Linked DNA regions of Homo sapiens: all the other regions are linked to region 3. A link is a contact called in ENCODE Hi-C or POLR2A ChIA-PET data. All regions are on one chromosome and are shown on one strand. The core of a region is the stretch at or near the end of the contact, and the rest is flanking DNA. Distances in the headings are between cores, read along the strand shown. Region 1 overlaps FOXP1 (forkhead box P1). Region 2 overlaps FOXP1 (forkhead box P1). Region 3 has its middle 120 kb from the start of LINC00877. Region 4 holds the start of SHQ1 (SHQ1, H/ACA ribonucleoprotein assembly factor). Region 5 overlaps LOC105377161 (a long non-coding RNA gene). Region 6 overlaps FOXP1 (forkhead box P1).

The links. Hi-C counts contacts between places; a loop is a spot of excess contacts on that map. ChIA-PET counts read pairs that join two places held with the same protein, here RNA polymerase II (POLR2A). Pooled maps may share reads with other maps.
Region 1: a map with no recorded cell type shows a loop between it and region 3 (27-fold over the local background). The contact joins two enhancer-like sites. A Hi-C loop is called at or near these places in 12 of 37 single-sample maps with no recorded cell type and 6 of 50 pooled maps.
Region 2: a loop to region 3 is called in a pooled map, with 11 times the contacts of the local background. The contact joins two enhancer-like sites. A Hi-C loop is called at or near these places in 7 of 37 single-sample maps with no recorded cell type and 4 of 50 pooled maps.
Region 4: a pooled map shows a loop between it and region 3 (6-fold over the local background). The contact joins the promoter of SHQ1 here to the enhancer-like site in region 3. A Hi-C loop is called at or near these places in 6 of 37 single-sample maps with no recorded cell type and 10 of 50 pooled maps.
Region 5: a loop to region 3 is called in a pooled map, with 5 times the contacts of the local background. The contact joins two enhancer-like sites. A Hi-C loop is called at or near these places in 4 of 37 single-sample maps with no recorded cell type and 9 of 50 pooled maps. POLR2A ChIA-PET finds 5 or more read pairs at or near these places in 1 of 52 experiments (H1).
Region 6: a pooled map shows a loop between it and region 3 (14-fold over the local background). The contact joins two enhancer-like sites. A Hi-C loop is called at or near these places in 4 of 37 single-sample maps with no recorded cell type and 2 of 50 pooled maps.

The regions. Positions count from the first base shown.
Region 1 is chr3:71,085,393-71,089,206 of GRCh38, reverse strand. All of the region lies in intron 7 of FOXP1 (forkhead box P1), which reads left to right. LOC124906247 (a long non-coding RNA gene) reads right to left here. Exons shown (of 2, transcript XR_007095956.1): 2 at 492-3,814. Among named protein-coding and RNA genes, the nearest start is that of FOXP1-AS1, 200 kb to the left of the region's middle. RefSeq lists an enhancer at 1,264-1,363. Within about 2 kb of position 1,851, at least 7 of the 41 ENCODE cell types and tissues checked have a DNase peak (open chromatin) inside an H3K27ac peak, as active enhancers do.
Region 2 is chr3:71,390,457-71,394,798 of GRCh38, reverse strand. All of the region lies in intron 3 of FOXP1 (forkhead box P1), which reads left to right. Among named protein-coding and RNA genes, the nearest start is that of FOXP1-AS1, 100 kb to the right of the region's middle. RefSeq lists an enhancer at 2,467-2,546 and a silencer at 4,227-4,342. Within about 2 kb of position 2,323, at least 4 of the 41 ENCODE cell types and tissues checked have a DNase peak (open chromatin) inside an H3K27ac peak, as active enhancers do.
Region 3 is chr3:71,983,371-71,987,222 of GRCh38, reverse strand. No RefSeq gene overlaps it. Among named protein-coding and RNA genes, the nearest start is that of LINC00877, 120 kb to the left of the region's middle. Within about 2 kb of position 2,147, at least 2 of the 41 ENCODE cell types and tissues checked have a DNase peak (open chromatin) inside an H3K27ac peak, as active enhancers do.
Region 4 is chr3:72,846,097-72,849,990 of GRCh38, reverse strand. SHQ1 (SHQ1, H/ACA ribonucleoprotein assembly factor) reads left to right here and starts at 1,546. Exons shown (of 11, transcript NM_018130.3): 1 at 1,546-1,793. The coding sequence starts at 1,651. RefSeq lists an enhancer at 1,228-1,327.
Region 5 is chr3:72,626,602-72,630,934 of GRCh38, reverse strand. The region is part of intron 8 of LOC105377161 (a long non-coding RNA gene); the gene reads left to right. Among named protein-coding and RNA genes, the nearest start is that of RYBP, 180 kb to the right of the region's middle. Within about 2 kb of position 1,539, at least 4 of the 41 ENCODE cell types and tissues checked have a DNase peak (open chromatin) inside an H3K27ac peak, as active enhancers do.
Region 6 is chr3:71,009,492-71,013,453 of GRCh38, reverse strand. All of the region lies in intron 12 of FOXP1 (forkhead box P1), which reads left to right. Among named protein-coding and RNA genes, the nearest start is that of FOXP1-AS1, 280 kb to the left of the region's middle. Within about 2 kb of position 1,698, at least 8 of the 41 ENCODE cell types and tissues checked have a DNase peak (open chromatin) inside an H3K27ac peak, as active enhancers do.

The sequences.
Region 1 (3,814 bases), core at 602-3,101, 900 kb after region 3:
TTCTGCCATATTTATTGGTCACAGAGACCGGCCCTGACATGGTGTTGGAAGGTACTATCCAAGGCATGAATACCAAATGGTGAGAATCTTTGGGGCTTGTTTCGGAGGTTGGGTGCCACTGATTCCAACCTCCTCATTAGCCCTATTTAGAATCAGAGTAAGAGCAAGTCAGTGTAATTGTTTATAAAGTGTCATATCCTTCAGCTATGTTGGATGGAAGAAAGGTCAAAATGTGACCTGAGCACTGGTGTACTCTTGGCGTAAGGTCATTGGCCAAAGTATTATTCACTTCACTAAAAGATTTGCCTGTACTAATAAGAAAGAGAGATTGACAAAAGAGATGAACTGCACTAAGGTATTTGGTGAGTTCGATTTCTTTCTCAAATTATGCAAATTTCCTCCAGCGTTTCCCCCTAAACAATGGGAAGTTGCATATTCTCAAAGCTGTAAGACCTTCAAAGATAATCTCAGAGTGATTTTAAGGCAAAATAAGTAGTTTAATATTTATATCTAACTGCATCTCTGGTGTCTCAGAAGTCTTTGACATCATTGGAATGACTTTGTTAGTACCTTTCCCATAAATAGTTAGCTAGACAGGTGAAAGTTCAAGAAAAATAATGAGATCCTTTACGCAACTCAAATAGACTGTTCATGAGATTCCCTGTTCAACAAACATCTGACAAATTATTGGGTGGTTGTGTTGACCTAGACACCTAGAGTGAGGCACCTAGAGTGAGCAGCAGAGAAAGCAGCCGGGAGATTACATTCTTATGGGACATTAAACTGGTAAGCCAAAAAAAAAAAAACAAAAAACAAAACAATGTATCACCACATGTTGTGTGACGATGAAATCTGTAAGAAAACAAAGTAGATTAAGATAAACACCGTGGTGATGACAGTCCCATGTTTGACTGGCTGGCCAGGGAAGGACTCTGAGGAAATGGTCTTTGAGTAGAGACCTTGACTGAGTGAGGGACTGAGTCTTGCGTCTATCTAGGGAAGAAAGTTTCAGGTTCGGGGAAGAGCAAGTTTAAGAGCCCCCAATCAGAAACAAGCTTGGTTGCTCTTTCGCAATTTCCAGAGACTCCATCTATTCCCCAGCATCTTGGTTCTCACCACTGCACTGCTTATGGTTGACCGTCAGCTTTGCTTTTTTGACCATAGTCTTACAGCCCTGGCTTAGCCTTCTCTGAAAACATACATTTGCACACTAAGCCAGATTCACATGGGAGGTACATTATGCCGTGGCCTAGTCTAGTGTGTATTTCCCCTTTCTCTCCCCACAAAGATTTTACAAAACTTATACATGCAAACAGGTATTTTTGTTTGTTTCACATGAGTCGCTTTTGCATAATATAACAAGCCCATGATTTCACATGTACAGTAATTCATAGAAAGTGATAGTCATCTTGCTTAGACACCTTAGTTCTCAAATCTAGCCTGCTAAATATAGTACCTTCTCAGACCCATATAAGGTGTCATAAAAAAAGAAAAAATAAAGGTCAAAGTTTCCCCACCCACAAATTTGGTTATAAAAACAGCAAAGCAGGGTTTTTCTGAACTTGAATCAGTAAATTTTTAATTTAAATAGTATCCTGTTTTGACAAAGTGCTAAACCACAGAGGTCTGAGAAAGACACTCTTAAGCCTTTGTCAATACCAGCTGGCATCTCTCAACAGGAAACCTTGGATGACTTTTGTTGTCATTTTGTGATGCACTGACAAGGAATGCGTGCCCTTATTTGTTGCATCAAGGAAATGGTCAGAGTACCTCTGATGCGGCTCGATGCCGTTTACATCAATATGTTGCATAATCCTTTGCCAGACAAAACCGGTATTTTGTTGTCGTTGTTTGATCAATTAACATTGGATTTCTGGCTTTGCTAAGTGCACCTCCAGAGCAAGACACAAAATGATGTCACATGAGTTCTGTTCTCTGACCCACCCAACAAAGAACTGAGCTAACCTGCAACCCTTTTCCTGCCTTGGTCTTTTGATCTCATCAGTTGTGCAGCTCACCTCTTCAGGGCCTGCACAGCTCTTGAATGGTGTGGACTGTCCCGAGGAAATCCAAGGTACTATAAGAGCTCTTTGTTGGAATTCAGTCCCTAGCCCTCTCTTTATCTCACTTTGTTTCATGTTGAATAGTAAGTTGCATTTTACTGTTATGGTGACTGCATTTTTCTTATGGGGCCTTCAGGGTAAACAGCCGTTAGTTTCCATCTGTGAACACACATGTAGCTTGTGTTTGGGTAGGGTGCCTGGTGCTTCCAAAGTCATTATTTTCTCTGTAATGTTTGTTCTCCATGGTTGTGCATAGATAGATTCTATGCCCCAGTGCAGGACGAAGAGGTAGCCTGTAATTCCAGCTGAATGTGTTGCAGTTGAAAGTGGGACGGGAGTGGAAGCAAGTGATGGATCAAGCAAATCGCTTTTAATTTTACATAAATTGGTTTTCTGCTTTCCTCTGGGGCAGAAGTTTGCTGCTCAGGGTCATGTTAAATGTCGCTGATGATTTGGAAGAGAGGCATTCCTGGAAAATATCCGGTGAGACAGAACTTGGGATTTCAGTCCCTGCCTCTCATTGACAGACTTGGGGAAATTAGAGATGGAGTCTCTAGCCTGGGATGGGAGCCGTTATCTCTGGACCAGCTAGAGACACTGGAGATTAGAAAAGGCAACAGCAATTTTAGATTCCCGAAGAATAAAATTATCATGACATTTATCAAATGTGCTCCCTTTCCCCCCGGTACATTGCATAATAATGATGTTTGTATATGTTGTTGTCACATAAGCAAGAACGAGAGAAGATCCCCTTTCATGGGATGCTCACAGATTTCCTTAATATGAAATTAACTAGCAGTCCTAGATAAGTAAGCTAGAACTGTAATGGGCACAGTCTGAAAGAGGGCAGAGCTTTCTTTTTGCCCCTTGGCCAAGGACAAAACATGGGCAAGGCCAGTTGTCAACATGAGACACTGGTTTCAGGTTTGCAGCTACAAAGAATACAGTTGTGATGGATTTCAATCCGATATTTGCAGTTCCAATGCTAGAATTTTCAGCCATGTCATCCTGAGTCTCTTTAGGCTTTAGAAACAAAGGATTCATGTTTGAATCGTGACCTGCCACCATGACCTTGGGCAAAATAGAAAACTTTGTTTCTTTGTCTATAAAATGGCCGTAAATGTGCGGTGGCTCACGCCTGTAATCCTAGCACTTTGGGAGGCCAAGGCGGGCAGATCACGAGGTCAAGAGATCAAGGCCATCCTGGCCAACATGGTGAAATCCTGTCTCTACTAAAAATACAAAAAATAGCTGGGTGTGGTGGCACCCGCCTGTGGTCCCAGCTACTCAGGAGGCTGAGGCAGGAGAATCGCTTGAACCCAGGAGGCGGAGGTTGCAGTGAGCCAAGATCACACCACTGCACTCCAGTCTGGCAACACAGTGAGACTCCATGTAAAAAAAAAAAAAAGGCCATAAATGATACCCACCATACAAGAACCAAATGAAAACTTGGACATAAAGCACCCAGCTAGAGACACACAGCATGTGACATACGCTTAACGAAAGGTGCTAATAATGTTATTAGAATTTCACTGGATTGTTGTTGATGATTCTAATATAATATTCCTTAATAGTAAAAAGCTGAAGCCATAGGAGCCCAGTAATCTTCACCTGGAATTTCACAGTAACAGGAAAATAAATGAAACTTTGGGATACTAAATATTAATGGGGTGAAGTAAAAAAAGCTAAGTGGGGCCTGGCGTAGTAGCTCACACCTGTGATGTGAGGCACTTTGGGAGGCCAAGGCAAGA
Region 2 (4,342 bases), core at 1,074-3,573, 590 kb after region 3:
AAGAGCCATAATAGTGAAAGGAGCACTGGAATTGGAGTCCCCAAACAAATCCCAGCAGTTTTGGGACGAGCCATTTAGTTTTTCCAGAGTCATCCATCTGTAAGACTGACACTACCTTTGACACAAGGGTCGGTATAATGATGAAATGGCAGCTACCTGACAAATGCAAAGTCATATACAAAATACAAAGTTGCTATTATTGATGACCCTTCAATTTGATCATCTTATCTATTAAAATGTCTATTTTTAAAACTATAAAAATGCATCTTTGATCCATTGAAGAGACTTTATATCTTACCGGGAGAAACCTAGCAGACAAATTCATGGTGGGTATAGTTACCTTTTTCCCTCATTGGTTCCTAGGCATTGCTTCACACTCACAGATAACCTGTTTGACCTTTTCTTCTAAGGTCTGGGATGTATTTAAGAACAAATGACCACTGCCTATGGAATTCTTTCTTCTAGATTTTTTGTCCAATAGCTGAATTGGATTTGAAATAGGGGAGGCTTAAAAAGGAGAGTTGACTGTTGGTTTTAAAAACGTATCTCTAAAGAGGACTCATCATTGTTCTGAGAAAACAAAAATCCGGGACTTCTAAAAATAACTGCTGATTGCCTTGGAGTTGGGCTGGTGCATATGAACAATTTACATTCTGCTCTTTGGGAGCTGGTGACTCTTCTGGAAATTGGGGCTCTTTTAGTGGACATTGTTGATGCAGGCATAGTTGGCTTTTGTTTCCATGTGCTTCTCAGAAACTCTTGCTCTGCTCCGCAGACATTTGTATGTGTCAAAGAAGTATATGGGGCTGAGTGCAGTGGCTCATGCCTGTAACCCCAACACTTTGGGAGGCCGAGGCTGGAGGATCACTTGAGCCCAGGAGTTCAACACCAGCCTGGGCAACACAGTGAGATCCCATCTCTACAAAAAATTTAAAAAATGAAAAAGAATCAGATGGGATGAGAGAGTCCATAGGTCAGGTTCTCCAAGAGTAGTTTTCAGGAGCCATGTAAGTGGCCCTAGAGATTCTGAACTTTAAAATGTTAAAACTGCTTTGATTTCACAGACACCCTTTCAAAAGATTATCTCAGATTACTGGAAGACTTTCTTGTTAAGTTTAGAGAATTTTGCATTTTGCTTAGAAATCATTTTCAAGTTTTATTAGAACATTTACTAGCAATGGTGCTAATTATTTTAAATATGACCCTGGAAATGGGCTATGTCAGCTTGAAAAGACTATTTTTAACGGAATTTGGTTTTAAAGGCAGGTTTTATAGACATTATAGTAATACCGTTGTTATCTAATTAGCATCCACTGCGTAAATGTACATGATATTAGAGAGGCAAGTATACATAAAATTATAAATTGTGACATTTTATGAGTTTTTTTTTTATTATGAGTCTTCTATAGTCATCATTACTTAACAGTGTGAAATGTGGTCTTAGACATTACATCATGTAAAGACCAGGAGACAAAAAAAAACTGAGGATCAATTTTTGATTATAATAAAGTTTTAGTATGAGGCATTTCTGAATATGTGTCATGAATATGAGTCATGATTTTCACACCAAACCTGACCTATTATGATTATGCTTCAACTTCATGGGGTTTTCAGTATTTAAATTCTAAACCCAATTCTAAGGTTTCAAAATGATTCACATTCAAACCTACTTTTATGTTTTATAATTAAATAAGAAAATATTGCTTATACCTACATTTTTATTATTCTTGGGCATATTATAATTATTTCTTTAATTTCACCAATAAAATAGCCCATTTCTTCATTAGTAAATTATCAGGCTATCTCAATAAAAAAATTAGTTTGAATGTGGCTTGCCATCTCAAAGAGTCATTTCAGTTTGGAATTTTCTCACTTTTTTCATTTGTTCTTTTTGTAAAATGTGAAGATACTTTCTAGGTAAATTAATCCCTTCCAAACGGTAAAATAACTTTCTTCTTGGAAAGAGTTATTACAGTCTTATTCTTTACAATCTTAAATACCACTTAGGTTAGCGTGAACAATACATGAAAAAAATTACACTAGTTAAAAAAAGAATGATTGCGACCTAGGCCAAGTGCATTGCAATTATATGTTCATGGAAAAGTGAGCTTTCTACTGGGAAGAGCACGATATAGATGCCCATGAAATTTCCAAAGTTTAAGTATTTTTGTAAATTAGGTTGTTCCTAGTTAAACAGGTGGCTTTAAAGGCTGGTTTCACTGTTGTTTTAATCATAGTTTAGTTACCATGGAGAAATATGCAAGTTAGCATTTATACACAGAAGTGAAATTTATGCTGCATAGATAATAGCCTAAATTTAGCTTGACTTAAGTTTACCACTTCCTTTTTTTTAAACAAAAAGAATAGTAATATATCACATATATCCATTAACAAGTTAATTTCTTTAAACGCGACTGTTATATTTTTAGAGAATTTCTTTTCTTAAGCCTCAGACACCTCTGTCACTGTGACCTCTTCCAGTGCTGAGTATAATGTAACATATTACATCAGATTTGCTCTAATTGTTTCACCCTTAGGTTTAATAAAACACTTTGCTGAGTTTAAAATCAGTTATGTGGTGAAAAAGTAATGTTTGGACACATTGCATCTAGTTGAGTTTTATAAAGGACTATTATTTTCTACTGAAAATCTTTAGGAAATGTGCCATGCTGATAGGACCAATCTGATATCATAACCCAACGATAATTTTGATTAGATATGTTTTCTAAAGAAAATTCAGAGACAGGTCTATTTCTAATGAACTGTTTTGATCTTAATGCCTTCTTCACTGAGTAATAGATTTTTCACTCTGAATTAAGATGTTCGTCTGTGTGGAATCCAGCATCCGTGAGCTGTCTTTCCTGCTTTACCCTGTACCCCTGAACGAAGGCTAAGTTTTCAAGGACAAATGTAGTAAAAGTGTCCTGATCCAACATGAGGTCCCCCAGCACAGAGAGAGAGCAGCAGATCCCTTTCAACACCAGCTGTTCTCACAGATATAGATTGCTGCAGTGAAATTTTCTTAATATAATTCAGGAAGCTCTAGAGAATTCTCCAAAACAACTGTGCCAACAAGGAAAATGTTGAATTTTTCATCAGCTGCCCAATGCTGAGAGTTAGTGGGCAATCCGTTCATTCATGACCAGATGTTCAGTGTAGTAACGCTCCGCAGTTAACTTGAACCTTGTGGCCTGTTTACCATTGGCTGCAAGGACATTGGCAGCAACCTGGCATTGGAGAATTGAGGCCCGCACAAGCGAAAGACCGAAGTGTGTGTCTGTGGCTTCCTGGTTTTCACCAGCGACCAGACAAGGTAGGGAATGATGAAAGAAAGGAAAGACATCACATCAATCATTTTGGAGGTGGGAGAATTTGCTATATGATTGTGTCTTGGGGGAACAGTAGGCAAATTCTTAAACTCATTTTTATTTGGAAAGAAAGGCAGTCTTTGTTTATTTAGTTAGGCAGATTTTTCAACCTATGTCTAAACCATGAAACTTTTTGTAGTGGGGGCAAGTAGGCATGGGTGGTTAAGACAGTAAGAAAAAGATTTCTAAATTTAAACTGGAGGAAGTCAATAAAATTGACTCTTAATATTGAAACCTGACAAAGTCCAATCTAGAATTGGAAATATGTGATATTTTTGTTTTAGGTGAGTGTTATTATTACAAGTGGAGAATACTTAGATCTTCCATTCATACAGATTCATCATTTCCTTCATATACATGTTTGGAGGCCATGACATTTTTGTGAGCTCTTTGAAGTAATGATGTTCAGCGGGAGGGGGAACTTAGATGGAGCAGGAGTTTTTGAACAAACAATTTGATTTTTTACTTTGAAAAGGATTTTGCCTGCAAATAATTAACAGTGTTTAATTCTGGATTTGCAACAGGCCAGGCCTGGGGAGGGCAGAGTTTGATAACGTGAGGCTTGTCTCAGATGGGGGGCTCATCTCTTCCTGACTACACGGCACTGCACAAGAATTTGAACTGTTTATTTCAAAGCAGCATGCACAAAGGAACTTTTAAAATCTTTCTTATTTAACCGTTTTTAACTTGGGCCACGTCTGCAAGAAGTTGCCATGTCTGCAAGAAGTTGGCCTTTGTTTACTTGAAACTGGAACAGAATGTCATCATGGAATAAACCTTTCGCTTTTTGGAGACTTGGATTGTTTTTCTCTTCCTATAGAATTCTTGACTGCCCCCCCCAACCCCCCTCCCCACCACACACACACACATCCTTACTGACGCCCATCCATGAGGCACAACTGTAACTTGCAGGACCTTTTAAGCAGAAGCCTTGCAGTAAGGATATTTGCTTTGGCAGAGCTTTCTGCCTTTGG
Region 3 (3,852 bases), core at 898-3,397:
TCCCTGCTGCTTCCAGCTTCTGGTGGAGCCTGGCATTGCTTAGTTTGTGGCCACATCACTCCAATCTCGGCCTCTGCCTTCATGTGGACTTTTCCTCCTCTGTCTTCTTATCTTCTGTCTCTTATATGAACACGTGCATTCCACTGAAGACTTATCCAGATGATCCAAGATGATCTCATCTTGAGAGCCTTGCTTAATTGCACCTGCCAAGACCCTTTCTCCAAATAAGGTCACATTCACAGGTACTAGGTGGACATATTTTTAGGGGGCCATCATTCAACCAACTACACAGCTCTCTGCTTTCATGCCCACATCGAAAAAGGAGTTGAATGCTGGATAATGGAGGCAGTCGACCCTTTATTTATGTTCTTTTGATAATCCTTGAGGGAATTAGGAGTTGGCGGTGGGGTGATTTGCATGGCCTGAGTCAGGCACATGACTCTGTATCATCAACACCGTTTTGATCAGAGGTCAGAAGCATGTTTTAGTGCTCAAGTAAGAAAGACTCTAGTGGGCCAAATGTGGAGAAATGACAGATCGCTCTCAAAACATACTGCTTCCTACCTTAAGACCGTAGCTGTCACTTCCTATCTTAAGACCCAAGCAGCTGGGTGATGGAAGGTTTTTCATCCATAGCTAAGACAACTGAAGGACCTGAGGTTCTAACTTCTGAGATATTCTCAGTGGTAAAACATTAGCACCTCTCACGTGGCAATAAACTTTACTGTTGTGCAAAGCCAGCCCAGTGTGCTGGGCAGATATGATTCCCCTAAGGAATCAGAGGAAAGGCCTAAGGCCCAGATTTTGTTCTGTTTGTACCCTCCTGGGTGGTGGCACAAGGGAGAGAATCTGAGGTCTTTCAGTCAAAACATCAGGGGTCGACTAGGCATGGTGGCTCACACCTGTAATTCCAGCACTTTGGGAGGCTGAGGTGGGAGGATCACCTTAGGTCGAGAGTTTGAGATCAGTCTGGACAACATGGTAAAACCCTGTCTCTACTAAAAATACAAAAACTAGCCAGGTGTGGTGGTGCACACCTGTAAACTCAGCTACGTGGGAGGCTGAGGCAGGAGAATTACTTGAACCAGGGAGGCAGATGTTGCAGTAAGCTGAGATAGCACCACTGCACTCCAGCCTGGGTGACAGAGTGAAACCCTGTCTCAAAAAAAAAAAAAAAAAAAAAAAGTGAGGGGTCATCAGGTGCAGCTGCCTTCACTTTGTACCATCAGGCCCATTCTATCTTTGATACATGATACCACGCAGTTCTACCTTCAGGAGACAGTCTTTGTTATTTCTCTACTTCTCTGTGCATGCGTGTGTGTGTGTGTGTGTGTGTGTGTGTGTGTGTGTGTGTGTGTGTTTTCTCCATAAGAATATGTAAGTTCTTCCAGAATAAGGAACCCTACCTCCCACCGAGTCTATCTTCCACCCCACCCGCCCCCGAGCAGCAGACTCTGAGACAGGAGTTTCAGTACACACTGTTGATTTGGAAAGTGATCCCACTAGGGGAGTTGGGAAATGAGACAGGGAAGAGAAGGAAGCCAATTTTGTGTGTTGCTGAGTGGGTTTTCACTGCAGACAACTGGGAACCTTCAGAAGACTGTGCAGAACCTACCAGGGTTAAGGCCCGCAAGGGGCAAGGAAGCTGATGCTTACCCTCCAATGCTCATTCATCATCAGCTGGGGCTGCTCTTGGGAGTATCAACTCCTGAGCACTTGCAGCCCAACATGTGTGCAGAGGAGAAAACCCTCAGGCAGAGATCACAGAGGACTTCGTAGGCGTGTAAGGAAGTCAGGGCCAACAGGATATGGGGGAAGCACAAGGCTTATGATTGTGGGCTTTGCAGTTAGAAAGTCCTGGATCCGAATTTTGGTTCAGCCAGTTGTGAGATTCTGGCAAGTTCCTTTTCTCTCTGAAGCTCATTTGCCTCCTTTGTAAATTAGAGATAATAATAGTCTACCTCACAAGGTTTTGATTCAAAATGAAACACTTACATGAAACGTTCGGTACATGCCTGGTGTGTGGGAAGCACCTGTGACCGTAACTGCCTTGTGCCATTTTAAGATTAGCACAGGACCAGCGCTGATAGCTATTGCTTGAATTGACTTTGAAATCTCAGTGAATGCTGGCACACTGCATTATGTTGTGTACACATTTTCATATCATGATTTTGACAGATTTGCACATGCTTTTGTTCTTTCTTTTTTTTTTTTTTTTTTTTTGGTAGCTCATTGTGGTTTTAACTTGAGTCTCCCTAATAACTAATGATGTCAAAACTGTTCTCATGTGCTTATTTGCCACATGTATTTTTTTTTTTTTTTTTTTGAGACAGAACCTTGCTCTGTTGCTTAGGCTGGAGTGCAGTAGCACCATCTCGGCTCACCGTAACCTCTGCATCCCGGGTTCAAGCAGTTCTTGTCTCAGCCTCCCAAGTAGCTGGGATTATAGGCACCCACCACCAGGCCCAGCTAATTTTTGTATTTTTAGTAGAGATGGGGTTTCACCATGTTGGCCAGGCTGGTCTTGAACTCCTGACAAGTGATCCACCCACCTCGGCCTCCCAAAGTGCTGAGATTACAGGCGTGAGCCACCGCGCCCACTGCCACCTGCTTTTGATACATCCTGGAACGTAAAGTATCTATTGGGTGTCAGATTGTAACTATGCGCCTGGGTGCACAGCCCCTTGCCTTTCTGGGTTTTGGTCCACAGAAAGCTAAGATATAAAGAGGGGAGGTATTCAGCTATTCAGAGGGGTTGAGAGACCAAGGAGAAGAAACGAGAGGGAGATGGTAGAGGAGACCCTCCCTTGAGGCTGCCCATCATTGTAGACAGATGGTTACTAAGGAGGAAGAGCCTGCATCATCTGGCGGCTGCTACAGGTGTGTCTGGCAGCTAAAAGTCAGACAGCTCAGGAAAAGGACTGTACCTTCCCATACTTCTAAATGTCAAGAGCAAGAGAGGGGCTCCCTGTGAAAGCCTTCTTAAAACAGAGCTAGCCTCAAGCATGATCCGGATATTAATCCTAACTTAATCTTGCATCACGTAAGGATTCTACTGAGCATAAAGGTCTTCAAACATAATATTCTTTGAATCCCAGTCTCCTCTGGGCATCACAGTGCTAGTTGTCTCAGCCTAGATTCTCTAGAAAACAGAGCTGGAGGCAAATGATTATACACTAATATTTTATTGGGAAGTGCAGTCCCAGGGATGATAGAGTGAGGGGAAACAGGAATGAGGTCAGGAATGAATGACAGCAAATATAAGAAGGTGCATGCCAAGTTGGCATGGAAAGCGATCGATTGCTCCAATTTGTCACTGTCCTCCGACAGGTTGTACACACATCTTAGGACAGTGTGCGCTCATTGGGAGGACAGTATCAGAGTTTATCCTTTCCAATAAGTTCTCCCAATTTATCATTTGACCAGCTTCTGTCCCTCACTGATCAAAGTGTTAACCACCCTGCTCACTTCCAGGTCACACATGTTGGGGTCTAGGCCACCTGGTGTCTCAGCAGCAACAGAGATGCCTTAGGGCAGGAGAGAAGAAGAGAGTCCTCAGCATAGGAGGCAAAGTCAGGCATGGGGCAAGAGCTGTTGGGTCGTGCTCAAGCAGGTGGTGTCAAAAACTCTCTCCTTGACCAAACTCTAGCCAGGCTCCTTTGAGCTCTTCGTCAACAAGGCCCCATCTTTGGGCATGTCCTCAAGAGCTCTTTCTCTTTTTTGAGACAGGGTCTTTCTCTGTCACCCAGGCTGGAGTGCAGTGGTGTGAACTTGGCTCACTGCAACCTCTGCCTCCTGGGTTTAAGCGATTCTCCTGCCTCAACCTCCTCAGTAGCTGATTACAGGCAATGC
Region 4 (3,894 bases), core at 297-2,796, 860 kb before region 3:
TGAGAGCTTTATTAAATCAAAGTTGGCATCAATTCATTGTCAATATTGAGTGCCTATTACTTGTAAGGCTCAGTATGGTCTAAAGCAGGCAGGCTTGGCTTTAGAATGTGAAACAAAGTAGGTGGTAATAACAGAGGGAGTCAACTCTGTAATAGTGTAGAGCCTGGGCCTAGGAATCAGACTCACCTGGGTTTCAATTCCCATTGCACCACTTACTAGCTGTGAGATCCTGTGCAAGCCAAGGGAATATATAATGCCTACTTCATAGAGCGGTCAGGAGGGAGAATGAGATCATTACAAAGGGTTTGCTGCAGTGCTGGCACATAGTAAATATTCAGTTAATGTTAGCCCCTGTTACTATTAATTTTTTTTCTGAGTCCTAATGAAGTTTCAAGAATGTCTCCTTAGAATCATAAAACAGCTGGAGATTGAAAAGACTTTTGAAGTTTTCTGGTTATCTCCACTGTCCTAGGAGAGTACTTTTCATCCCTTTTCCACTGATACTTAAAACCACGGAATAAATACCACAACTGGATTATTCTAATTAGTGGTGGAATAACAGGAAACAACATGTGTGGAAAGGCCAAGGGAATATGTGGGGGAAGAGGGAAACCAGCGGGAGAGGCACTGAGAGAGTGTAAGGGGCACACTCCAAAGGGAGAAAATACAAGGAAGACAAGTAGAAAAAAAGACAGAAAAGATGTCCTCAGACAAGTGTAAGGACAAGAGTGAGAAAAAGGAAAGAAGGGGAATACAGAGGGACCTTAATTTGTGAATGCAGTCACCGACACGGTTTAAGAGTCAAACGTTCTGAGTTCTAATTACTGTAAAATGCATGGTTATAAAACGTACTGATTAACCTCTCTGAGCCGTTTTCTTTAGAGTTTGCAGCGTAGATTAGATGAGATTAGCGGGACGGACGCTCTGTTAAAGAGAAAACTCTTCAAATAAGCCGTTAAGAATGAGAGAGAAAGCTGCAGAAAAAGAGAAGTGGAAAGAGAGAGGGAGGAAAGGGAAAGTGTAAGAGGAATTGTTCACAAGGCAGGTGAGAACTAAGGGAAACCACTGTAACGGTGCTGCTGTGGCTACTGCGGTGACTACTTCAGCACATCAAGCGTTGACAACTTGCCAAGTTCGTTATTAGAGTTCTACATGCACAATTTCATGCTACCCTCACAGCATTTCTATGGGGCTAGGTTCTCGCATTATCCGCGTTTTACAGAAGATATAGAGAGGTTTTGTAACTTTCCCAAGGTCTTACAGCTGAGAAGTTGTGGCCAGGAAGGGATTCAAACGCACGTCTGTTTACCTGTCAAGCCAGTGCTGTTAAAATCATCTCTAAGAACCTCGAAAAAGGCTCGGTTGCTAGTCATCCCGCCGGTTCAACGCCGGCTCCCAGGCACCACTCGCCACGCCCTTTCTCCGCCCGGGGGTTTTGAAAGTTCCGCCTCTTCTCGAACGGCGTCCCGTCTCCATGGAGATTGGCGTGGGGAGAGACTTCCTGCCTTACGCGCGAGCACTTCCGCCTCGAGCCGGAAGCTCCGTCCCTCACACCGAGAGTTCCTGCGCGTGGGGAGTTGGAGAGTTTGCGTGGCGGGAACGCGGCGGCAGTGAGAGCGAGCGGCGCCGGCCCTTGCGTCCGGTGCGGCGATGCTGACCCCGGCGTTCGACCTCAGCCAGGATCCGGACTTCCTGACTATCGCCATCCGCGTGCCCTACGCCCGGGTCTCCGAGTTCGACGTCTACTTCGAGGGGTCTGACTTCAAGTTCTACGCCAAGCCATACTTTCTCAGGCGAGTTCGGGGTGCCTGGCCGCAGGAAAGGCGCATTCGTTAGATAGCTGCTTTAGAGGGAGAATGCAAGGTCGAGAGAGCAGTGCTCGATTGCGCGAATGCCTTTTCCCGACGTTTCCGCAGCTTCTCTTGGTGCCAGGGAACTGCCCTCTTCCAGGGGTGCGTTTTAGATGCTGCGGAAGCCCTTTTCCTTCTTGAGCTTTCTTAAATCCCATATCAAAGGATTGCGGAATCACTTGAAAAAGTGACGTTTGGACCGTGTCACTTTCCCGTTTCTGCCCTGTCGCCCTAGTTCTCGTCCCGTTCTGACTTGTTCTGTTCTTTCCTTTCACTCCGCGTTTGCTCTCCCAGTCTCTCCCTTCCTGGGAACGGCGCGCGCTGACATCTCCGTGACTTCCCAACCCGTCGGTCCTTTTAACTTTGCCCAGGCCGCCTTCTGTTGATCTATCTCTTGTCTGTCCGCTCCCTACTTACCGAAATTCTTACCTTTTTTGGACCTCTTGACACCAAATTAGCCTAGTTCTCCTGCTTCCCTGCTGTCTGCTGCTCTTCTGTTTGGTTTTGTCCCTGAAGTGTGGTTGTTTCCCCCAAGTCTCCGTGAGGGTCTGTCAGCACTTGATCTGTTTAAATTATTCTCCTTGCAGAATCGTAACCTTGGTAGCAGCTAACACTGATAACTCGTAGTGTGGTGGACAAGCAGTTCCGTTAAGTGCTTTATGATGGTGTATCTCATTTAACTTTGACGGTGATCCTTAGGGATAAGCACTGCTATTAACCCCATTCCACAGAACCCGCTGCTACATATTCATCCTAAAGTATTGCCAATCTCTTGTCCTTCTCTTTATCCATCCTCCTAATCTTTCTGAAGTGTAGCTGCATCCTACTTTTCCCACCCAAGTACTTTTGTGGTACAAACCTTCTCCACCAGTCAAGGTGGTTTTTTCACTGTTGCTGAACCAGTTTTGCTCAGATTTCCCTTAGACCATATAACGTCCGTATTTGAATTATTGCACTTTCCAGTTTTTTAATTCACTTATTTCTTTAATTTATTTATTGAGTTTCAGTGTTGGTATTATTGTGCTGAACAAGACAAAGTCCTGCCCTCATGTACTTTTCACTGGGGAGAGGAAAACAATAAACAGTGTACTTAATTGTGGTGAGTGCTATGAGGAGAAAGAAGTGCACTAATAGAGAATGAAAAAGGGCCCATGTTTTATAAAGTGGTCAGGAAAAGCCTTTCTGGGGAGGCGATATTTAAGCCAAGATGTGAAGAATAGGAAGAAGATTATGGTGGTAGCAAATATTTATTGAATTTTTACTCCAGGTTAGTGCTTTATACGGATTATCTCATTTGTTATTAGGACAGTGTTACAACGAGGCTTTATTATTTACCCGTTGCCGTGGATGGATTATTTGTGGGCACCCCCCCAACTCTTGTCCCCAAATTCATATGTTAAAGGTCTAATTCCTGTGTCACTTCTGCTTTATTGTATTCATCAAAACAGTCCCAGAGCCTGCTGAATTTTAAGGGGAGGGAACATAGACCTTCATGGTTGGGAAGAGTGCTGTGAGATGGGCATTCTTTGATAATACAGTTTGCCCCCAGATGTGGTGGCTCACTCCTGTAATCCCAGCACTTTGGGATGCCGAGGTGGGCAGATCACTTGAGGTCAGGAGTTTGAGACCGGCCTGACCAACATGGTTAAACCCCATCTGTACTAAAAATACAAAAAAATTATCTGGGCTTGATGGCACGCGCTTGTAGTCCTAGCTACTTGGGAAGCTTGAGGTGAGAGAATCGCTTGAACCTGGGGGGCGAAGGTTGCAGTGAGCCAAGATTGCGCTATCGCACTCCAGCCTGAGTAACAGAGCGAGACTGTCTAAAAAAAAAAAAAAAAAGAACATACAGTTTGCTATACCAAGGATGAATAAAACCTGGTCCCTCTCCTTGAAGAATGGAGACTGTAGCTGCGGAGGCCCCATGTAAGCAAATATAATTTTCTCTGCAGTAAGAATTTAACTCTAGGCTTATAGAGTTTAGGGGAAGGGAGCTGGTAATAATAGCTCACATTTTCTGAATGCTCACCTGTTGTGCCGGCCA
Region 5 (4,333 bases), core at 290-2,789, 640 kb before region 3:
CTATTTTTCAAAGACAAAACTGAGTTTTAATTTAGTGCCCCCTTGACATTTTCCCTTTCAAGCACATGAAGGATGCTTCTGCAGAGGGAGAGGTCTTGGGAAATCTTTCACGGATGGCTACGCTTCACGCCTGGGTGGAGTAACCCTCAGCACGCCAGCTTTCAATTAGAAGTAAATAAATGGAGACAGCTTTGCGGTGTGCCCGATACTCTGAAAGATCAACCCCCGGCCTCGGGGCTGCCTTTCTCCCACTGCAGCTAAAAATGTTCATTTACATTTTTTTGGTGTTTTCTGAGCAGCTTTAATGTGCCAGGTTTAACCTTTAAGGCCCTCTCCCCTTCTTCCTTCTGCTTCTCCCCCAACCCCTGGCTTTGAGGATGCCACAAGCCTTGAAGCACTTGCAGGAAACAGCTGCACACAAGTGGATTTCCAACTGAATTCTTTAGATGGAAGTTTGGCTCTTGTAGGATCATGTAAAGGAGTCTTTCATTTCCCCTCTGTGATTGTCATTCTGTTTGGAATAAGGGCAGCTGGGGATGCCTCTCCTTTGCCCATTACATCCTAAGGCAGAGGTGGATTTGGGGGCCTTGGGTTAGGATTGGGGATAGGGGATGTCTGGGGAGGGACTCCTTGCTGTGCCATTCCTCCACATTTGGAGACCGGAGGGGAAGACCTTGGTGTCATTTTGAGATTCTTCTATTAGGGAACTATATCCATTAGTTATTGCTGCAAAGCAAATGACTCCAAAACTTGATAGCTTAAAACATCATTTACTCACCTTTAGCTCACAATTGTGTAGGTCAGCAATTTGGCCAGCCTCAGCCAGGCAGTCCTTTGGGTCTGTACTGGGCTGGTCTGGTCTCAGATGGGCATGATCAGCTGCCAGGTTGGCTTGCGACGGTCTCAGCTGAGATGACTGGGGCTGTCGCCATCCAGCAGGCCATCCTGCTCTCGCACAATGAGAGCTGGGCTGAGATGACTGAGGTTGTCACCGTCCAGCAGGCCAACCTGGGCTTGCTCACTTGGTGGTGGAAGGGTTCCAAGAGCAAGCACAGAAGAGCATGAAGTCTCTTGAGGCGTCAACTGAGAACTGGCGCCATGTCACTTTTGCTGCATTCTGTCAAAGCAAGTCACAAGGCCCACCCCAGTTCTGGGAGTAGAGAAAATAGCTCTGCCTCTTGATGGGAGAAGCTGCAATGCATTTTGGCAATTTTTGCAATCAACAACAAGGAGTGATTTTCCAGATCTGCTTCTCAAGGCCTAGGGCTTCCATGGAAAAGCCACAGGGGCCACTGTAGGTTCAAGATTAAAGTTTGGGCTATCCTCTCGCACCTTTAACCCGAGGAACTCACTTTTATCTGCAGAATATATTGGACTTCCAAGTAAGATCTCACTTGAACAAAGGTTGCCATGGTTAAAAGACATTGAATACCAATTAGTTAGAAGTAATTGTCAGGCTCTCCCTACCTGCTTCTGACCTCTGTGACTCATAGAATTGCACTTCCTGTTTTCTGATAAAAGAGAACTAGTGCCAAGAAGTAGGAAGATTCTGGCCTTGCTCATTCACTCATCAGTCTCTGTATCTCCAATCCTCATACAATCTCAGTGTTCTAGGCTGCAAAAAGAAGTGGAAGACAGTAATGCATAGAAGAGTTCAAACTAAAGCCAGGCTTTCAGGGTTCAGATCTCAACTTCCTCCGTTGCAGTGTGGTCATAGGAAGGTTACTTAACCTCTCTAAGCCACAGCTTCTGCATCTATAAAATGGGGTGAGAATATCTATTGCATGGATTAAAAAAAGATAATTTGTACAGCATAAAAATTACTCAAATCATGTTTACTATTTTTATGATGTAGTCTTCAAGTTCCCTTAACATTCTAACAGATTATATTCCCTATGAAATTATGGTGGGCAGTGCCAATTTCCAGTTGCTAGGTGTTCTGGTTTGGGATTTTTTTTAGGAAGGCATTCAGCAAAACAAGCCTCTGCTCACTGGCCTGCCACCAAATGGTAAAATTCAGCTGTTTGAGATTCATACCTTTGGCTGAGTACATTAAGGTGTTCTTATTCGTTAATACGTAGTTTGATTAGATCATTTTCTCCATGAATATTAAGCTGAACCCTAGGCAATGAGCAATGTGAACTTTGATGGAATGTTTTTCAGAGGAAGGGAAGATGATGTATGGGTGAACAGGAGAGAAGATAAGTTTGGGCTGGCCATAGCAGAGTTAGCGGGTGGGGAGCAAGGAGGTTGGTGCCTGAATGAAGGAGGGGACCCCTTACGCTTCCAGGAGAAGTGCCAAGAGGCACTTGGCATACTTTCCTGCTGTGCCTGGAGCTGAGAGTCTTCGTACCTGGTGCACAAGAAAGGAAAATGTATCCTCCAGCTTTGCCCATCATGATTCTGAAATGCTTTCAGGCACCCCAGGCTGTGCGGGAATATTTAAAGCCACCATGATTACCATTTGCCATCTGACAGGAAGCAACTCTGTGCCCCTGTATGAGAGAAGAGCAGTTATTTTCTAAGGTCCCCTGGGGCACGTTTTGGTGTCTCGGGGAGGAGAATCTGCACCCTCACCCCGCCTTCCTTTGGCAATGAGCAGGTCATCCATCAAGTTGGTCCTGCCCAACAGGATCTTCCAGATCTCTCAGCAGAGGCCTCCACTCCACTAGGTCTAGGCAAACAGGCTCCAGCTTGCTAAGGCCGCGGGCCTGATGGGAAGGGCAGGGCCAAATGGCCCCAGCCTGACTTTTCAGATGCTGCACGCAGACTGGGGTGCACTGAGGAGCAGTGCCTCATCTTGGGATGACAAGATGTGGCCAGGGGGTGTGTGCCTGGATTCCACAGGCATCAGCAAACACCTGGCTTCCTTTGGTATCAGGCAGAGGTGCATCTGGCTCTCAGCCAGCTGTCTATGTGGAAATATTCCACCCCTCTTTTAAAATTGCATTTTCATATCAAAGACAAGCTAGGGAACCAAGAGGCCCTTATTGGAGGGGAGCATTGTTTTTCAGGATTTGCCTTAGCATTTTTTTTACCTAGCAAATTCTCCTAAAATATTTTAGAGTTGTACTTTTTTGGTTTTGTTTTTTGGAATGTCTATCATTTTTATCAAACAAGTCATCTGTGGGTGCTCACTATGGAGAAATCTGAGGAAGAACAGATAAGTAAAAGTTTTGTTTACAGTGAAAAATTGCTTATAAATAATTTTTATTAAATTATCTATTTTTGTTTTTTCATCATTTTCTGTTGAGAGCATATCCTATCATTTGTTTACAGAATTCCCTGTGTTTAGGAATTTAGGGGTCTTTACAGGCTCCCTGCCCCTGCAAAAATCCCCGTGAGATGAAGCCCCAGTTGCTGGCAGTGGTAGTGGGGTGGTAACTCACTCTTCTCACTCTTTATTAACTGCCTGCTCTTGCCTGTCTCATTTCTCCACTTCCTTACTCATTTCTGTTTCACCTCCCAAATAAACCACCTGCACTGAGATCCTGGTCTCAAGGGCTGCTTCTCAGGAAACCCAAACCAATGCAGCTATCTACTGTTTTTGAGTATACAGTCACGTGCCACACAACGACTTTTCAGTCAATGATAGACTGCATATACGATGGTGGTCTCCTAAGATTATAATAGAGCTGAAAAATTTCTATCACCTAGTGACATCTTGATGGTCCTGACCCTGTGCAGGCCTAGGCTAACATGTATGTTTGTGTCTTTGTTTTTTTGTCTGTTTGGTTGGTTTTAGTTTTTTGTTTGTTTGTCTTTTTGAGACAAGGTCTTGCTCTGTCACCCAGGGTAGAGGGCAGGGCAGCAATCATGGCCCACTGCAGCCTCAGACTTCTGGCCCCAAGTGATCCTCCCACCTCAGTCTTCCCAGTATCTAGAATGACATACTGGAGCCACCATGCCCAGCTAATTTTTATTTTTTTTTTTATAGAGACCAAGGTCTCACTATATTGTACAAGTTGGTTTCAAACTCCTGGCTGCAAGCGATCCTCTCACCTTGGCTTCTCAAAATGCTGGGATTACAGGCATGAGCCACCATGCCTGGCTCTTTTTCCTTTTGCAGGGAGTGGGGTCTTGCTATGTTGCCCAGGCTCATCTTGAACTCCTGGCCTCAAGTGATCCTCCTACCTCACCCTCTCAAAAACTGTTTAAAGAGTTTAAAAAAAAATAATTTTTAAATAGAAAAAGGCTTATAGAATAAGAATACAAAGAAAGAAAATATTTTTGTACAGTTGAAAAATGTGTTTGTGTTTGTGTTTTGTTTTTTGAGACAGAGTCTCACTCTGTCACCCAGGCTGGAGTGTAGTGGCACAATCTCTGCTCACTG
Region 6 (3,962 bases), core at 449-2,948, 970 kb after region 3:
CCTTCACTTCCCTTGCAAGTTGGGTTCCTAGGTATTTTATTCTCTTTGAAGCAATTGCATATGCACTTTATTTTTATAAAATTGGTGACAATTACTGGCCAATTGCAGCTGGGTGATTGGACCCATTCTTTGTTATACAATTGACTTTATAAATGTAGAAAGCAGATGGCGAGGAAAGCTACCAATTTGGTTCTTAACTTTCTATATTGGTATTGACTTTTGTTCAGGTTCTTGTCCTTATAGGGAAAGTGGAGTAACAATTTCTACTGTTAAAGTATGACTAAGACCTGGGTTGGCCCATTTGAAGCTATAACACCTATAAAGCATCTCTGTAAGGAAATAATATTAATCTCATAGCTGAAGTGAAATGCTTCTATGCTATTCCTTACTTGTGTTACCTTGTCAGTTAAAAATAAAATTTAGACCAAACTGCCCTCCATTTTTGTATCATATAAATATATTCATAATATCACTGAATCATTAACCTATGAATTGAATATAATGTTACATGATATTATAGACATGTAATCAAACATATGCACATGTATACCTATAACATAGGCACATGTATAACTATAACATATGCCCATGTATACATCTGGGTGCTTGATGGTTTACAAATTGGGTGTTGGGGACCATCTCCTTCTAGCTTTTCTCTCTCATTCAAGCCCCAGGGAAACAGAGGTGAGCTGATTTATGTGCAGGTCTCCAGTTTTGTGTGGTCTTTATATTGTTAGAACAGTCTCTGTATCTATCTTTATGGACCCGATACAAATATTGTAATAAAGCCATCCTTAGAGAGATACCTTGTGTTACCTGCAAGCAGTTTTGGTGAATATAAATTTTTGGTTAATGAATGGAAGCCTGTGAATCTATTTCATAGCTTTCTTGCCTCAGGATTATACTCTGAGAGCATTATGTAGTCATTGAAAACTTAAGTACTTAAAAATATTTTAAAAGAGATGTCCAAAATTGCTTCTAGATGTGAACAATCACGATCAGCAATGCTTTATTTTAAATTAAGCAACAGCCGTTTACAATTATTATCATTCAGAGTAGTGATATTGGGTTTTGTTTTGTTTAGAAATCACTCACTATAGAATCTTAGTTTTGTTCTTTCCTGATCATTTGCCTAATCATATTTATATAATGAGAGAAAAAGAACTTGGCAGAGCCACTTTTAAATTCTGAGTTTTTTCTTCTACACCAGTGCTAGGTTTGATAAATACCTTGGTACCGATTTCTTCCATCTGTAGAATGGCTGATAAACATCTGTAAATATGATTTATTGTTATAAAGTCTCTAGAACTATAAAATTGCTATCCATAAGCTCAGGGACATATATCAGTTTCAGAGTCAGAAAGGGAAATGACAGTTTCTAGACCCATTTTAAACATTTTGTTAATGGCTAACTTATGCCTACCGTAAAAAATCCTCAAATCATAGGTTCATTTGTTATGTGAGCTGACAATTAGGTTATATTTATTAGAAGATTATCCCAAAAAGGAGAGAGAATAATTTTCGTATTAAAGAAAATAAAGATCATTAGAATTGGGGCCTAGACTCAATTCCTATAAAAGAGCCCATTTCTCTTCTAAAGATATTAGAAGTCTGGCACTTGTATAGGAAACCACCTATCAATTATTTATTGTGGTTTTGCACATGACACGACATGTTCTCAGTTCCTGTTTGCTCAGTGGAATTGGAATGCCCACTATCAACCTGCAACTGTTGCTTGGTTATTTCCTGGTACTTATTTATTGACTTATATTTGTAAGACGACTTTTGTTTGTAAGTTACAGAAACCCAACTTAAATTGGCTGAAGCGAAAAAAATAAATAAATAAATGAGGGATGATAATTGGCCCCTATTGCTAGGAAGTCCAGTGGTACAGCTGGCTTCAAGCATGGCTAGATCCTGATATTTAACCAAGGCTGTTGGAGTATTGATTGTCCATTAGCTCTGTTTTTCTATGTTGTCTTCATCTGGGGGCTCTTTCCAAGTGGAACTGAAGAGGACAGGTTTATTAATCCCACAGAGTATCTCTTTCCATGTAGCCCCAGAAAAAGCCATAGGCAGACTGTCATTGGCCCAGATTGAGTCATGTGTTCTAGCTTTGAGCCAATCACCATGATGTGCCCTGGCTTGCATTACATGCTGCCTCCAGAACAGAGGGAGATGTTCACCCCACGTGAACCACATGGGGGCTGGGGATGAGAAAGTTGCTTCAAGAATGTAAAAATGAATATTGTAAAGTAGCAAAGGAGAGCAAATGCTGAGTAAGAAGAAACTCCCCTAGATGCTTTCCTGAGTTACGCATTGACTGGTCATATGTAACAAATTCAGGATTTCAGTTTTCCTCTACAACATGATTTTAACTCTTGGAAATTCAGAGTTGTCTTCAGGTATCAGGATCTTGCCTAGTGCAGTGGAAAATAAGTTAGTCTTCTTGTAGATTCACATTTCCCACTTCTCTGTTCAGTCTAAAGGGAAATCAAATTGACTTTGATGAAACCAACTTTGTTTTCCATTGAACCGAACTGAAAGAAGCTAGCAAACTTCTGTGGTTCAAGTAAAAACCACCTGGCTTCTTTGAATGATCTCACTGGGTGGGGGGGGAGGGGGGGTTATTGTCATCAGAGAGTGATGCATCAAGTACTTTGCTCAGATTGCTGGATTCATAGATCCTGAAAGCATCTTCATTTGCTTCAGTGGACCCAAAATTCTCTAGTCTACGCTTCTCTTCAGTTGTCCCTTTCTTTTTTAGAAGGGATTTCTTATGGTTTAGGCAAATTGATAGCAGTGTTGCTTGAATTCTCCTTGGTATTCTTACTTAATAAAGGTAACATTGCTTTGACCTTGATTTAAGTGTTACTTCATAGATTATTTTCACCTATTTTCTGTTCCCTTGATTTTACACTCCCCTAGTAATAGTTTATAATTAAATAGTACTGAACCTTAAAACAGGCATAGTCCCGAAATGCTTCACATATATTAACTCATTTAATCCTCACAAACAGTTTATGCTAGTATTGTAGTAGTATTCCCAGCATAGAGTTAAGGAAACTAATGCCCAGAGAGGTTAAATGATTTACCCAAGGTCACACAGCTAATAAGAGGTGGAGTCAAGGTCCAAACCCAGGCAGTCTGGCTTCAGAAGACTTATTCTTAACTGCTGCATTATACAGCCTGGTTAGAGGCAGCACTTCTTATTGACAGTTTGCTTTCTGCTTGGCAGTGGATGTAAAGAAAGTTTTGGAGAAAGCCTGACTGGGTAGTGAGGACATTATTAATATGTTCTTTGAACTAGCCACATGTCATCTGAGCCTCAGTATCAGCACATGTGATTTGGGATGTTAACCACTTTTTACGGTTGTTAGAATTAAAAGGTACACCAGGCAAGACACAGGTGGTTTACCCCTGTAATCCCAATGCATTTGGAGGCTAAGGTGGAAGGATTTCTTGAGGCCAAGAGTTTGAGACCAGCCAGGTCAACATAGCAAGACCCTATCTCTGCCAAAAAAAAAAAAAAAAAAATTCAGCTGGGTGTCGTGGCATGTGCCCATAGTCTTAGTTAATTGGGAAGCTAAGGTGGGAGGCTCACTTGAGCCCAGAAGTTCGAGGCCGCAGTGAGCTATGATAATGCCACTGTACTGTAGCCTAGGTAGCAAAGCAAAACCTTGTCTCTAAAAATTAAATAAATGAATGAGTAAATAAAAAGTACATCATATAAACTGCCTAGCCCATACTAGGCACTCTTTAAAAGCGTTAGAACTTCTTAACCTACTTAGATATATTTATTTTTCAAGGATGAGTAATTTTAAATATCCAAAAATTTCCAACCTTCTACCTAGGAAAAGGAGTTGTGACTATGCAAAGCATTGATATATCCGAAGAAATTGTTCTGTAATAGAATGTTTTAATCAGAAACCTCTGGTAAAAAGTCCCACACAGAGGGGAGG